Regions from separate parts of the Mus musculus genome. Here region 1 is linked to region 2. The links are chromatin loops, found by intact Hi-C in ENCODE. Cell type or tissue: heart. All regions are shown on one strand.

The links. Peaks named below come from ENCODE experiments on the same cell type or tissue, not always from the same donor. Only the 100,000 strongest peaks of a DNase experiment are listed, where the experiment ranks them.
Region 1: it touches region 2 in a loop (8-fold over the local background); 9 of 42 quality-filtered maps call a loop at or near these places.

Annotation. Positions count from the first base shown.
Region 1 is chr7:26,610,077-26,618,076 of GRCm38, forward strand. Vmn1r185 (vomeronasal 1 receptor 185) reads right to left here and starts at 2,002. Exons shown (of 1, transcript NM_134231.1): 1 at 1,043-2,002. The coding sequence starts at 2,002. The coding sequence ends at 1,043. In heart, no CTCF peak of the experiment used is centred here; no DNase peak of the experiment used is centred here.
Region 2 is chr7:26,261,147-26,269,146 of GRCm38, forward strand. Vmn1r184 (vomeronasal 1 receptor, 184) reads left to right here and starts at 5,685. Exons shown (of 1, transcript NM_001167540.1): 1 at 5,685-6,629. The coding sequence starts at 5,685. The coding sequence ends at 6,629. In heart, no CTCF peak of the experiment used is centred here; no DNase peak of the experiment used is centred here.

The DNA of each region.
Region 1 (8,000 bases), 350 kb after region 2:
CTCATATCAGCAATCTAAATCTATACCTCAAATTATTTGAAATAATTTTTAAAAAGAGCATGCACACAAAAGTGTAGTAGAAAATGAAATAATCAAACAGGGCTTAAATCATGCAGTTAGAAACAATGTAAATGATTCAAAAAAATCAAAGAAACCAAAAGCTGTTTCTTTGAGTAAATCAACAAGACAGACAAATTCTTAGTCAAACTAACCAAAAGAAAGAGAGACAGTTTCCAAACAAACAAAATCAGAAATGAACAGTGAGGCTTAACAAGAGACACTAGGGAAATGTAATGAATCATTAGGTGTTATTGCAAAAGCCTGTATCTATAAAATTGGAAAAATCTTAACAAAATGGACAGTTTTCTAGGCAGAGATACCATTTACCAAAGTTAAACTTCTTTTCTTTATCCACTGCTGCTATAGCAAGACTGAATTGGCAGAAGCCAGAGGTTTTGGGCCACAGAATAGCAAAGAGATAAAGAAAGGTATAAAATTGACAAAAGTAATCAATGTTTACTCTCTCAATCTCCTATGGCTCTTGCTTGCCTTCCTAAGAGAAATGAATTCTGAACTGGACCTCAGCAATAATCGTTGACAGCATGAAAGGCAGAAGAAGGGCACATTTTTTTTTTTTGGCAGTTGGTTTACTAGCTTTTCTAAACATCATCTGGACTAAGGAAAAACTCTAGTAGCTGCTAGGCGAGGTGTCCAATGGGCCCAAAATAGTTGGTCAAGCCGGGCGGTGGTGGCACAAGCCTTTAATCCGAGCACTTGGGAGGCAGAGGCAGGTGGATTTCTGAGTTTGAGGCCAACCTGGTCTACAGAGTGAGTTCCAGGACAGTCAGGGCTATACAGAGAAACCCTGTATAAAAAAACCAAAAATAGTGTGATCAGCTCATGTAGGCTGCTAACTCGACCAGCAGACAAAACTCTCCTACTAATTTTGATTTTGGACAAGGTGCTACCACCTTAAATTTCTTTTTTGATTTCTCAGGGTAATAAGTGAGTATACGACTGCATAATATATAACACTTACATTTTACATATTTATAACTAAGTTAGGAGATAGGTTTATTTTTCTTAAATGGGCCAAGTTGAATCTAGACATGAGGGAGTAACTTCTCATGAAAACACATGGCCCAAAAGACGGAAAACACAGAGAAGTGATGTGATTTATGTTCATCAGCCACCAATTGTAATTGTACAAAAGAGCAATGCACCCTCTTAAAATGGAGGACAGAGTATAAAAGGCCAGAAATGTGGACACCAGAGCCAGAATGTTCTGGGTGGCTCTGGATTCAGGGGAGTTTCTTCTAGAAACATGTGTGCTATGGATATGTTGAACCTTCTTCTTGTGTTTGAATAGAATGACTATCATGGAGCCACTGGACCAGGCAATGAGCACAGAAAAGAAGAATTCAGGGAACATCACCAATGCTGCATAGAGAAATTCAGTGATATTTTGTTTCTTTACTACTGAGCAGTATCCAAAATCTTGTAGTTTTGTCACATTTTTACTATTCATTTTTATAAATGGGTACACAAAGATAATAAAATGCATTAGCATGTGCAAGACCCACATGAGGGAAATGGAACAGCCATTGTGCATTATAGCTTTGACTTTATGATCCTTCCAACAGGATTTTCTGGGGCTGATGGTCATGGCCTGAAAAACACTCAAGAGGCAAGTGGTCCAAATGGACACACTTCTCCCAAATCCTTGAATATAGAATAGGAACTCACATACAATATCATTCAAGAACTGCTTCAGTCCCCAAAATGCTATTATGTGGGGCACTCCTGAAGAAAGAATGAACAAGGAATTGGCTGCCAGTAGGTGCAATAGAATGAAATCTGTAGGCTTTAATCTGCATTCTCTGTAGTAAAGGACTAGATAGTGGAACATAAGAGAGAAATTTACCAGAATTCCAACTGTAGTTTGGGATAATAAAATGATTCTGGTAGCCAGATTCCAGAAGTCTATTCTGTGCTTCATCATACTTTCCTTTAGAATATATCCTCACCATTTCTCAAGTTAGATGAATAATACCAACTGATTATAGCTGGAGGTGAAAGAAGATGCCATTAACCATGGAGCTTCAGAGATGCTGAAACAAAAAATATCCTGGAACTTCAAGAATACAGGATCAGTATAAACCACATAAAATGCCTCATCCCCAAAATTTTGACAGAAGTAGTCATTTTCCATGTGTGTTCTTGTGAGATTTCCCAATAACTCATCATGTACATATTTATGAGAAGACATCCATCAAGACACTTTGAAAATGCAGCATTCAGGATAATGTGATGTTGGTTCATGAGAAACAAGTAAAACTGACATGCAATATAAACAAATGTAAAGTAAAATTTTCAAAATACACTGATATTTGGTATTCATGTTGTAAAAGAAATCAGCTTCAATAACAACTATAAAAATTAAACAAAACATTTTTTATTGATTATTTGAGAGTTTCACAGAACTTAACCTGATCTTCCACATCTTTCCAGATTTTCCCCAAATAAAAGATTATCCAAGGAAAAATAAAAATGAAATTAAAATATTAATTCCAATTTGTTTTACGCATATATTCTCTAGAATATGGTCAGTTTTCTCTAATAAGACAATTCTTAATGCATGTCTCATCTAAAACCCAAAGATAAGTAATGAGAAATAAATAAAACCACTCAAAATATATCTATAGTCTCATGACAGGGCAAGTGTCCCTATATCTTTTATTTGTTGGAGTCATCTTTGGTTTAACCTGTAATTGACCCTGCCTTTTCTACAACCTCCCACAAAAAGTTCCATTGGAATATACCTGACCCTGTTCAATATGATGGGAGTCCAAGTGCCCGACAAATTGCATGGTTTTGAATTATGTAATAATGTTTGATCTCTTTGCTTCCTGATTCCAACTGCTAACCAGGATATAGATTTTCTGAATTCTTTGCATTTAAAAAACTCCATGTAAAATGAATTCCAGCCTGCTGTATGGGAAATGTTTCTCTTTAGCGAGTCCTCAAGTCTGTTAAATACAAACTCTGAATAAGTACTTTGTTGAGGCTCAGTGGTTTTCAAGTCTTTATTCCACAAGAGTCTTAGACATGAACAAAAACTTATGTCATAGTAAGTTAATAGCTATCTCTTATAAAAAGTCACACCACATAGACACACATGAATGTATACACAATGTGGTCAGCACTGTTAGAGAAATGGCAATATCTGGTGTGATGAAATCTCACTAACACAAAAGAATAAAAATAGGCAAAATATGCCAGTAGGAGTGGCAAGGATAATGATAATATCTGGTGAATAATAACTAATAACTACTGCTGAAATGTTCAGTGACTCTACTGAAACATTTTCTGCAATAATCATGCACAAGTCAGAAGCTGAGAATGAATATGGTAAAAAAAGAAGTCAATGTATCAGGTAGGCCATCAGTGCAGTGTAACAAAAGGAAACTCTCGGGTCACCATCTCTATTCCTGTGCGAGATGGTGTCTGTAAACCCTTCTAATCCTGGGGGACATCTTCTTGTAGAAGCAGAGAGTAGGAGCTTTGAATCAGTACCAGGCTCAGCCATACATCCATAGGAAATGGCACTTTTCCCTTCAAGGTAATCATCTATGTTGTGGCTCCCACCAGGAATATCAAGGACTGGAGAAGAATTGATAGTGAATGCTGGGATCTGAAGAAGTTTAAATACAGTGGGAAAACTATACGGTACTATAGGATGTACCAGAAAGTTATATCTGCCCCTTCCCCATGAACTGCAGCTGTAAAGCACTCTAGGGGATGTCTGCAGCAAACATGGAATCTACCCTGACAGGTGATGCATTCCAAGATGAGAAAGTCATACAGCCCTACTCCAAATGTTATTTAGTATCTTCTCAGTGATGAATGTGTGTTCATGTGGGATTGAGAGTGTACAGAGGATACTTTAAAGGCACCCATAAGCGTGACTTGGGGTGTGATGAAGAGGGTAAAAGGATACATATAAGTGACAGAAGGAATAATGGACATGGCACAGTATAAACTAAACAGAAAAATTGGAGAACATGTGTAATTGTCAATCAAAACAATACATGTGAAGAGTGCCTTAAAGAAATATGTGCATTTGTGAGCTAGTGAAACATAGGAAAGCACAAACAATAAAAATAAATATAAATCAAGGAAATAAAGTTGAAAATATCAAACATGGACATCCTTGTTATTAAACTCAGAATCTCAGGCCCTTGCAATGGCTGTGGATACCACTGTAAACATTTGAAAATAGGTCACATCTTCTGAGGTGGAGTAAACATAGCTCTACACAGCAGTAATCACATTCATTTTTTTCCCTGACATTCTATTCAATATTAAATTTTCTGAGAAATATATTGAATAATTACAAGGTAATTTGTGTTACAGGAGGTTTTTTTATAAGGTGTACTTCAATCTGTTTAATTTTTGAAATTAAAATACAGTTGCACCTTTCTTCTCTCCAGTGCCTCCAAGAAGGCACACACCTACTCTCTCTCAAATTGTTGGCCTCTGGCTTCTTTTCTTTAATTGCTGTTACAAATATATATGTATATGTTTGGATTTATATTTATAGATATATAAAATCTACTCAGTCTGTAAAATGTTACTTGCATGTATTCATGTGTATGATTTCAGTGTTGACCATTTAGCAATGGATAACCAAATTAGGAGGCTCTTCCTGGAGGGAGAATACTTTCTTCTATTGTTGCAGTCCTTCATTGTAATCCTTCAACTAATTTCTAAAGATAGAAAGCTCTCATTGCAAAACAAGGAGACCCTGACAAAAACACAACTAATCTAAATGCAGAAAACAAAGAAACAAAAACTTTTCACAATCTAGAATATTGTTCCCATTTTGTACCACCAGTTGCACCACCCACAATACAACTCCTGCACTCACAGCTTAGGGAACATTGTAGAGGACACAGAGAGATTCTAATAGTCAGAGGGACAAATATCTGCTGCTATACTGCTTCTATTAGAAATGTTGGGGAAGCTACACATATGACGTCTCAGCATATGATGATGGCCTAAACAAATCTGAACACTCACACCAAGAGATGTGAAAAGATGAAAGGGGAGAATTGCATGAGAAACCAGTAATCCCATTGTTCAATATAACAACACTTATCTGGAGAGATGGCTTAGAGGTTGAGTGTTAACTGGGGAGATGCTTCTGAGTTCAATCCCCAACAACCACATGCTGACTCACAACCATCTATAATGGGATCTGTCACCCTCTTCCGGTGTGTCTGAAAACAGTAATAAGTGTACTCATACATAAAATAAATAAATAAATCTTTTTTTTTTAAGTGTTGACTGGTCTTCTACAGGTTCTCATTTTAGTTCCTAGCAATCACATGGTGTCTCATAACTATATAAAACAAGATTTAGTGCCATCTTTTTGCTGGCTGGCATACAGGAAGTCAGAATACTGTATATATAATAAATAAATAAATCATAATAAAGAATAGCAAAACAAACCAGTTGACTTTTTATACCATCCAGTAGATATGGGAGCATTCACCAGCAGACCACACACACATGCTCAGTGGCAGCCCATGATCCCCATATGCACAAAACAGAATTCTACATACCAGTTCTGGCCTAAGGAGATTGCTGTCATCTCAGCAATGATGGGAATGGGTAGCTGCTGATTGCCAGAAGGATAGGTTTCACTGAGATCACCATGTACCTGAAATTATGAAGTCATCATTACCACTGAAATCTAATATCCCCACAGGTAAATATTAAGTTTGTCTTATTTTAATAAGAGTTAAAATATAATGGAAATTATAATTTTAAAAGACTTATTTTTATTGTATGTGTATCAATCTGTATCATTCAAATTCTTCAGCTTTTCATACCCAATCATGTTTTACAATCTGGATCAACATAGCACCTAAAGACCAACACCAGTCCTGTTTTCTCTCTGTTTCCATCTTCTATGTTCTTTCAGTATATTATATTCACTGGTATATCAGGCAGAAATAACATGCCCCTAGTAACTCTGCAGAGCCCGTTAATCAATCAGGGACTTAATTATCTTACATTGACCCATATGTGCACATTTCCTGTCAAGGAAAAATTAAGTTGTATTCTTCAATTTCTCTGCTTCAAAAGTTCTCACATTGATCACATTGGACCAGTGTTTACTGACCTCATGAACCATGTTTTGACAGATGTCTTCCTTCTTTGTCTAGAAGACTCCTCAGTGTGGGCATCACAGATGCAGATTGTTCCCTAATTTTCATTGTATCTTGTCCTACGCCATGATAACATCCCCATCTCCATATTTAATATTAGTTTTTTTTGTTCCTATGGATTACAAGTTAGACTTAATTTTATTTTCTACTGCTTCTACTATACTCATTGCATCCAGAACCTTAAAAGAAATGGAAAATGAATTTTTTTATTAATTAAATGTAAAGGAGTCTACAGTGGTAAGAATTTATGAGTCAATACTATCCTTATAATAAATAAATACATAATAAATAAATACCTCTTTAATGTTTATAACTGTCTGATGTGGACAGTGGTTTCAACTGTCAAGACGTACAATTATAAACAAAAAGGGAAAGTACCTCTGGAAATCCAAAAACTCATTATTTCAAAGTAGCTCCTGGAAGGTCTTGTACTTGGCTTGTGTGCTGAAAACACAGGAACCTCAGTCTCTAATCACAAAGCCGTACGAGTTGGTCTATTACATATTCTGCTTTCTATGCAGTTTGGCTTCTCTACCTGATATTTTGTTTACTGTATACTTTTGGCGGTAGGAAGTTTTCATTTGGGGGGACTAGAATGATGATTAAATTGTAAAGTCCACTTGCTGCTGTTGCAGAGGACCTGAGCTTTGCTCCCAACACCCCAAAACTTCCTGTAATTCCAGTTCCAGGACATTCACACACTCTCTTCTGTTCTTTGAAGGCAGTGCATTCACAGAGTGCACATACATGCATGTAGGCAAATCATTCCTGCACATAAAATCAAAATAGATAATAAAAAAATCTTTTCAAAAAAAGTTTTCATTTTGAAGTAAAGGATTATTTAAAGGGCAAAAGACAAATTTAAATATGATTTTACTAAAATGCAGTATTCTAAATCTGACCTGTTTTTAAAACAAACAAACAAAAACTGTCTCACCTCCCAGTTCCATTTCACAAGCACAGGATAGATTTGGTGTTTAATGTCCCCAGAAATATGCACCACTTTCATTGAGGTGAAAAGGATAAGTACAGATGAATTCCTAACACCATTACTCTGTACAAAGTGCATCATGAAAAACCACTATGTGCTGACTTAGCAAGATAAGAAAAATCGAGTCACTAAAATATTTTATTTAAAATTGTGTGTATACTTTCTACTTCTTATACTGATGAACTCATTATAATAAAAGTTGTAATTCAGTCAAAGAGAAGATGCTTCTGAGATACACGTAAAGGCATCTGAAAAAATGAATTAGGTTTAGAGATGCATGTAGACAAGGAGTAGAACCCAGACCCCCCATTTACAAGGGCCATTAGCAACAGCGATAAACACTGAGGAAAGGCATGGTCAGGTTATGCCTGACGTTAGAGTGTGACTAAACCAAGAGATAACACAATAAGAGTTGGTTCCAGCCTGATCCTCATACTGTAACTTTGCTTCAGTGTTACCTTGCAAAGTTAAAGAGGGAGGTTTCAAAAAGCTTTCTCACCAGGGATTATTCACTGCAGATGCAGCTGCTTCTCTTACTCATAAATATACTGTCACACAAGAATGTATTTTACACTAAAAACAGATTCATGTCCTACATCTCCCAGGGGTAGCATGCTTCTAATAGTTCCATGATAATGTTTAATATGGTCTGTAACCAAAGAAAAGGTCACCTATATTAATAATACCTACATACCATATAAGGTAAGGTGAGTTATCACAGTGACTTACTACTACAGCATCTTCATCGTTTGACTAAGTTACCTTTGTGTTTA
Region 2 (8,000 bases):
GTTTATTCACACTCTAATGTTAGGCATAACCTGACCATGCCTTTCCTCAGTGATTATCGCTGTTGCTAATGACCATTGTAGTTGGGGGGTGGGGTCTGGGTTCTACTCCTCTTCTACCTGCATCTCTAAACCTAATGCATTTTTCAGATGCCTTTATGGTATCTCAGATGCATCTTCTCTTTGACTGAATTACAACTTTTATTATAATGAGTTCATCAGTATAAGAAATAGAAAGTATATACAGAATTTTAAATAAAATATTTTAGTGACTTGATTTTTCTTATCTTGCTAAGTCAGCACATAGTGGTTTTTCATGATGCACTTTGTACAGAGTAATGGTGTTAGGAATTCATCTGTACTTAACAGTATATCCTTTTACTCTCAATGAAAGTGATGCATATTTCTGGGGACATTAAACACCAAATCTATCCTGTGCTTGTGAAATGGAATTGGGAGGTGAGACAGTTCTTGTTTGTTTGTTTGTTTTAAAAACCAGGTCAGATTTAGAATACTGCATTTTAGTAAAATCTTATTTAAGTTTGTCATTTGCCCTTTAAATAATCCTTTACTTCAAAATGAAAACTTTTTTTGAAAAGATTTTTTTATTATCTATTTTGATTTTGTGTGCAGGAATTATTTGCCCACATGCATGTATGTGCACTCTGAGAATGCACTGCCTTCAAAGAACAGAAGAGAGTGTGTGAATGTCCTGGAACTGGACTTACAGGAAGTTTTTGGGGTGTTGGGAGCAAAGCTCAGGTCCTCTGCAACAGCAGCAAGTGGTCTTTACAATTTAATCATCATTCTAGTCCCCCCAAATGAAAACTTCCTACCGCCAAAAGTATACGATAAACAAAATATCAGGTAGAGAAGCCAAACTTCATAGAAAGCAGAATATGTAATAGACCAACTCGTACGGCTTTGTGATTAGAGACTGAGGTTCCTGTGTTTTCAGCACACAAGCCAAGTACAAGACCTTCCAGGAGCTACTTTGAAATAATGAGTTTTTGGATTTCCAGAGGTACTTTCCCTTTTTGTTTATAATTGTACGTCTTGACAGTTGAAACCACTGTCCACATCAGACAGTTATAAACATTAAAGAGGTATGTATTTATTATGTCTTTATTTATTATAAGGATAGCATTGACTCATAAATTCTTACCACTGTAGACTCCTTTACATTTAATTAATAAAAATTTTCATTTTCCATTTCTTTTAAGGTTCTGGATGCAAGGAGTATATTAGAATCAGTAAAAAATAAAATTAAGTCTAACTTGCAATCCATAGAAACAAAAAAAAATCTAACATTGAATATGGAGATGGGGACTTTATCATGGCCTAGGACAAGATACAATGAAAATTAGGGAACAATCTGCATCTGTGATGCCCACACTGAGGAGTCTTCTAGACAAAGAAGGAAGACATCTGTCAAAACATGGTTCATGAGGTCAGTAAACACTGGTCCAATGTGATCAACGTAAGAACTTTTGAAGCAGAGAAATTGAAGAATACAACTTAATTTTTCCTTGAGAGGAAATGTGCACATATAGGTCATTGTAAGATAATTAAGTCCCTGATTGATTGACGGGCTCTGCAGAGTTACTAGGGGCATGTTATTTCTGCCTGATATACCAGTGAATATAATATACTGAAAGAACATAGAAGATGGAAACAGAGAGAAAACAGGACTGGTGTTGGTCTTTAGGTGCTATGTTGATCCAGATTATAAAACATGATTGGGTAAGAAAAGTTGAAGAATTTGAATGATACAGATTGATACATACAATAAAAATTAGTCTTTTAAATTTATAATTTCCATTATATTTTAACTCTTATCAAAATAAGACAAAGTTAGTATTTACCTGTGGGGATATTAGATTTCAGTGGTAATGATGACTTCATAATTTCAGGTACATGGTGATCTCAGTGAAACCTATCCTTCTGGCAAGCAGCAGCTACGCATTCCTATCATTGCTGAGAGGACAGCAATCTCCTTAGGCCAGAACTGGTATGTAGAATTCTGTTTTGTTCATATCAGGTAATAGATCATGGGTGCCACTGAGCATGTATGTGTGGTCTGCTGGTGAATGCTCCCATATCTACTGGATGATATAAAAAGTCAACTGGTTTGTTTTGCTATTCTTTATTATGATTTATATATTTATTATATATACAGTATTCTGCCTTCCTGTATGCCAGCCAGCCAAAAGAGGGCACTAAAACTTATTTTATATGGTTATGAGACACCGTCTGATGGCTAGGAACTGAAATGAGAACCTGTAGAAGACCAGTCAACACTTAAAAAAAAGATTTATTTATTTATTTTATGTATGAGTACACTTATTACTGCTTTCAGACACACCGGAAGAGGGTGACAGATCCCATTATAGATGGTTGTGAGTCAGCATGTGGTTGCTGGGGATTGAACTCAGAACCATCTCTCCAGCCCCAGTTAACACTCTTAACCTCTAAGCCATATCTCCAGATAAGTGTTGTTATATTTAATATTTATATATAAATATTTTATGTTATATTTATATATATGGGATTACTGGTTCCTCGTGCAATTCTCCCCTTTCATCTTTTCACATTTCTTGGTGTGAGTGTTCAGGTTTGTTTAGGCCATCATCATATGCTGAGACATCATACGTGTAGCTTCCTCAACATTTCTAATAGAAGCAGTATAGCAGCAGATATTTGTCCATCTGACTATTAGAATCTTTCTGTGTCCTCTACCACAATGTTCCCCTAAGCTGTGAGTACAGGAGTTGTATTGTGGGTGGTGCAACTGGTGGTACAAAATAGGAACAATATTCTAGATTGTGAAATGTTTTTGTTTCTTTGTTTGTTTTCTGCATTTAGATTAGTTGTGTTTTTGTCAGGATCTCCTTGTTTTGCAATGAGAGCTTTCCCTCTTCAGAAATTAGATGTAGGATTGCAATGAAGGATTGCAACAGTAGAAGAAAGTGTTCTCCCTCCAGGAAGAGCCTCCTAATTTGGTTATCCATTGCTAAATGGTCAACACTGAAATCATACACATGAATACATGCAAGTAACATTTTACAGACTGAGTAGATTTTATATATCTATAAATATAAGTCAAAACATATACATATATATTGGTAACAGCAATTAAAGAAAAGAAGCCAGAGGCCAACAATTTGAGAGAGAATAGGTATGTGCCTTCTTGGAGGCACTGGAGAGAAGAAAGGTACAACTGTATTTTAATTTCAAAAATTAAACAGATTGAAGTACACCTTATAAAAATACCTCCTGTAACACAAATTACCTTGTAATTATTCAATATGTTTCTCAGAAAATTTAATATTGAATAGAATGTCAGGGAAAAAATGAATGTGATTACTGCTGTGTAGAGCTATGTTTACTCCACCTCAGAAGATGCGACCTATTTTCAAATGTTTACAGTGGCATTCACAGCCATTGCAAGGGCCTGAGATTCTGAGTTTAATAACAAGGATGTCCATGTTTGATATTTTCAACTTTATTTCCTTGACTTATATTTATTTTTATTGTTTGTGCTTTCCTATGTTTCACTAGCTCACAAATGTACATATTTCTTTAAGGCACTCTTCACATGTATTGTTTTGATTGACAATTACACGTTCTCCAATTTTTCTGTTAGTTTATACTGTACCATGTCCATGATTCTTCTGTCACTTATATGTATCCTTTTACCCTCTTCATCGCACCCCCAGTCACGCTTATGGGTGCCTTTAAAGAATCCTCTGTACACACTCAATCCCACATGAACACACATTCATCACTGAGAAGATACTAAATAACACTTGGAGTAGGGCTGTATGACTTTCTCATCTTGGAATGCATCACCTGTCAGAGTAGAATCCATGTTTGCTGCAGACATCCCCTAGAGTGCTTTACAGCTGCAGTTCATGGGGAAGGGGCGGATGTAACTTTCTGGTGCATCCTATAGTACCGTATAGTTTTCCCACTGTATTCAAACTTCTTCAGATCCCAGCATTCACTATCAATTCTTCTCCAGTCCTTGATATTCCTGGTGGGAGCCACAACATAGATGATTACTTTGAAGGGAAAAGTGCCATTTCCTATGGATGTATGGCTGAGCCTGGTACTGATTCAAAGCTCCTACTCTCTGCTTCTACAAGAAGATGTCCCCCAGGATTAGAAAGGTTTACAGACACCATCTCTCACAGGAATAGAAATGGTGACCCGAGAGTTTCCTTTTGTTACACTGCACTGATGGCCTACCTGATGCATTGACTTCTCTTTTACCATATTCATTCTCAGCTTCTGACTTGTGCATGATTATTGCAGAAAATGTTTCAGTGGAGTCACTGAACATTTCAGCAGTAGTTATTAGTTATTATTCACCAGATATTATCATTATCCTTGCCACTCCTACTGGCATATTTTGCCTATTTTTATTCTTTTGTGTGTGAGTGAGATTTCATCACTCCAGATATTGCCATTTCTCTAACAGCGCTGACCACATTGTGTACACATTCATGTGTGTCTATGTGGTGTGACTTTTTATAAGAGCTAGCTATTAACTTACTATGACATAAGTTTTTGTCCATGTCTAAGACTCTTGTGGAATAAAGACTGGAAAACCACTGAGCCTCAACAAAGTACTTATTCAGAGTTTGTATTTAACAGACTTGAGGACTCTCTAAAGAGAAACATTACTCATATAGCAGCCTGGAGTTCATTTTACATGGAGTTTTTTAAAGGCAAAGAATTCAGAAAACCTATAACCTGGTTAGCAGTTGGAATTAGGAAGCAAAGAGATCAAGCATTATTACATAATTCAAAACCATGCAATTTGTGGGGCACTTGAACTCCCATCATATAGAACAGGGTCAGGTATATTCCAATGGAACTTTTTGTGGGAGGTTGTAGAAAAGGCAGGGTCAATTACAGGTTAAACCAAAGATGACTCCAACAAATAAAAGATATAGGGATACTTGCTCTGTCATGAGACTATAGACATATTTTGAGTGGTTTTATTTATTTCTCATTACTTATCTTTGGGTTTTAGATGAGACATGCATTAATAATTGTCTTATTAGAGAAAACTGACCATACTCTAGAGAATATATGCGTAAAACAAATTGGAATTAATATTTTAATTACTTTTTTCTTTTTCTTTGGATAATCTTTTCTTTGGGGAAAATCTGGAAAGATGTGCAAGTGAATGAGATCAGGTTAAGTTCTGTGAAACTCCCAAATAATCAATAAAAAATGTTTTGTTTAATTTTCAAACAAAACTGATTTCTTTTACAACATGAATACCAATTATCACTGTATTTTGAAAGTTTTACTTTATATTTGTTTATATTACATGTCAATTTTACTTGTTTCTCATGAACTAACATCACATTATCCTGAATGCTGCATTTTCAAAGAGTCTTGATGGATGTCTTCTCATAAATATGTACATTATGAGTTATTGGGTAATCCCACAATAGCACATATGGAAAATGAGTACTCCTGTCAAAATTTTGGGGATGAGGCATTTTATGTGGTTTTTACTGATCCTGTATTCTTGAAGTTCCAGGATATTTTTTTGTTTCAGCATCTCTGAAGCTCCATGGTTAATGGCATCTTCTTTCACACCCAGCTATAATCAGTTGGTATTATTCATCTAACTCGAGAAATGGTGGGGATATATTCTAAAGGAAAATATGAAGCACAGAATAGCCTTCTGGAATCTGGCTGCCAGAATCACTTTATTATCACAAACTACAGTTGGAATTCTGGTAAATTTCTTTCTTATGTTCTACTATCTAGTCCTTTACTACAGAAAATGCAGATTAAAGCCTACAGATTTCATTCTATTGCACCTACTGGCAGCCAATTCCTTGTTCATTCTTTCTTCAGGAGTGCCCCACATAATAGGACTTTGGGGACTGAAGCAGTTCTTGAATGATATTGTATGTGAGCTCCTATTCTATATTCAAGGATTTGGGAGAAGTGTGTCCATTTGGACCACTTGCCTCTTGAGTGTTTTTCAGGCCATGACCATCAGCCCCAGAAAATCCTGTTGGAAGGATCATAAAGTCAAAGCTGTAAAACACATCAGCAGTTCCATTTCCCTCATGTGGATCTTGCACATGCTAATACATTTTTTTATCCTTGTGTACCCATTTATAAAAATGAATAGTAAAAATGTGACAAAATTACAAGATTTTGGATACTGCTCAATAGTAAAGAAAGAAAATATCACTGAATTTCTCTATGCAGCATTCGTAATGTTCCCTGAATTCTTCTTTTCTGTGCTCATTGCCTGGTCTAGTGGCTCCATGATAGTCATTCTATTTAAACACAAGCAGAGGGTTCTACACATCCATAGCACACATGTTTCTAGAAGAAACTCCCCTGAATCCAGAGCCACCCAGAACATTCTGGCTCTGGTGTCCACATTTCTGGCCTTTTATACTCTGTCCTCCATTTTAAGAGGGTACATTATTCTTTTGTACAATTACAATTGGTGGCTGATGAACATAAATCACATCATTTCTCTTTGTTTTCCGTCTTTTGGACCATGTGTTTTTATAAAAAGTTATTCCCTCATGTCTAGATGCAATTTGGCCCATTTAAGAAAAAACAACAACAAACCTATCTCCTAACTTAGTTATAAATATGTAAAATGTAAGTGTTATATATTATGCAATTGTATACTCACTTATTATCCTGGGAAATCAATAAAGAAATTTAGGAGCCGGGCATGGTGGCACAAGCCTTTAATCTGAGCACTTGGGAGGCAGAGGCAGGTGAATTTCTGAGTTTGAGGCCAGTCTGATCTACAGAGTGAGTTCCAGGACATCCAGGACTACACAGAGAAACCCTGTCTCAAAAACAACAACAACAACAACAACAACAACAACAACAACAACAACAAAACCCCAAAAAACAAAAACAAACAAAAAAAACACAATAAAAAAACAGAAAAATTTAAAGTGGTGGTATCACCTTGTCCAACATCAGAATGAGTAGGAGAGTTTTGTCCGCTGGTTGAATTAACAGCCTACATGAGCTGATCATACTGTTTTGGGCCCATTGGACACCTCGCCTAGCAGCTACTAGAGTTTTTCCTTAGCCCAGATGATGTTTAGAAAAGCTAGTAAACCAATGGCCAAATAATGTGCCCTTCTTGTGCCTTTCATGCTGTCAATGATTATTGCTGAGGTCCAGTTCAGAATTCATTTCTCTTAGGAAGGCAAACAAGAGCCATAGAAGATTGAGAGAGTAAACATTGATTACTTTTGGCAATTTTATACCTTTCTTTATCTCTTTGCTATTCTGTGGCCCAAAATCTCTGGCTTTTGCCAATTCCCTCTTGCTGATAGCAGCAGTGGATTAAGAAAATAAGTTTAACTTTGGTAAATGGTATTTCTGCCTAGAAAATGGTCCATTTTGTTAAGATTTTTCCAATTTTGTAGTTTATAGGCTTTTGTAATAAGAAATTTCCCAGTGTCTCTTGTTAAGTCTCACTTTTCATTTCTCATTTTGTTTGTTTGGATACTATCTCTCTGTCTTTGGTTAGTTTGACTAAGGATTTGTCTGTCTTGTTGATTTACTCAAAGAAATAGCTTTTGGTTTCTTTGATTTTTTAAAATCATTTACATGGTTTCTAACTGCTTGATTTAAGCCCTGCTTGAGTATTTCATTTTCTACTACACTTTTGTGTGCATGCTCTTTTTAAAAAATATTTCTAGAAATTTGAGGTATAGATTTAGATTACTGATATGAGAACTTTCTAATTTCTTTATGAAGATACTTAGTGCTATGAACTTTCCTCTTAAGCCTGCTTTCATTGTGTCATATAAATTTGGGTGTGAGGCTTAATTTTCATTGAATTCTGGAAAGTCTTCAATTTCTTTATTTCTTGCCTGAGCTGGAGATAATGGAGGTGAAAATTGTTCAATTTCAATTAGTGTATAGTGTTTCTGTTTTTTTCCTGTTTTTGAAGTCCAGCATTAATTAATTGATGGTAGTCT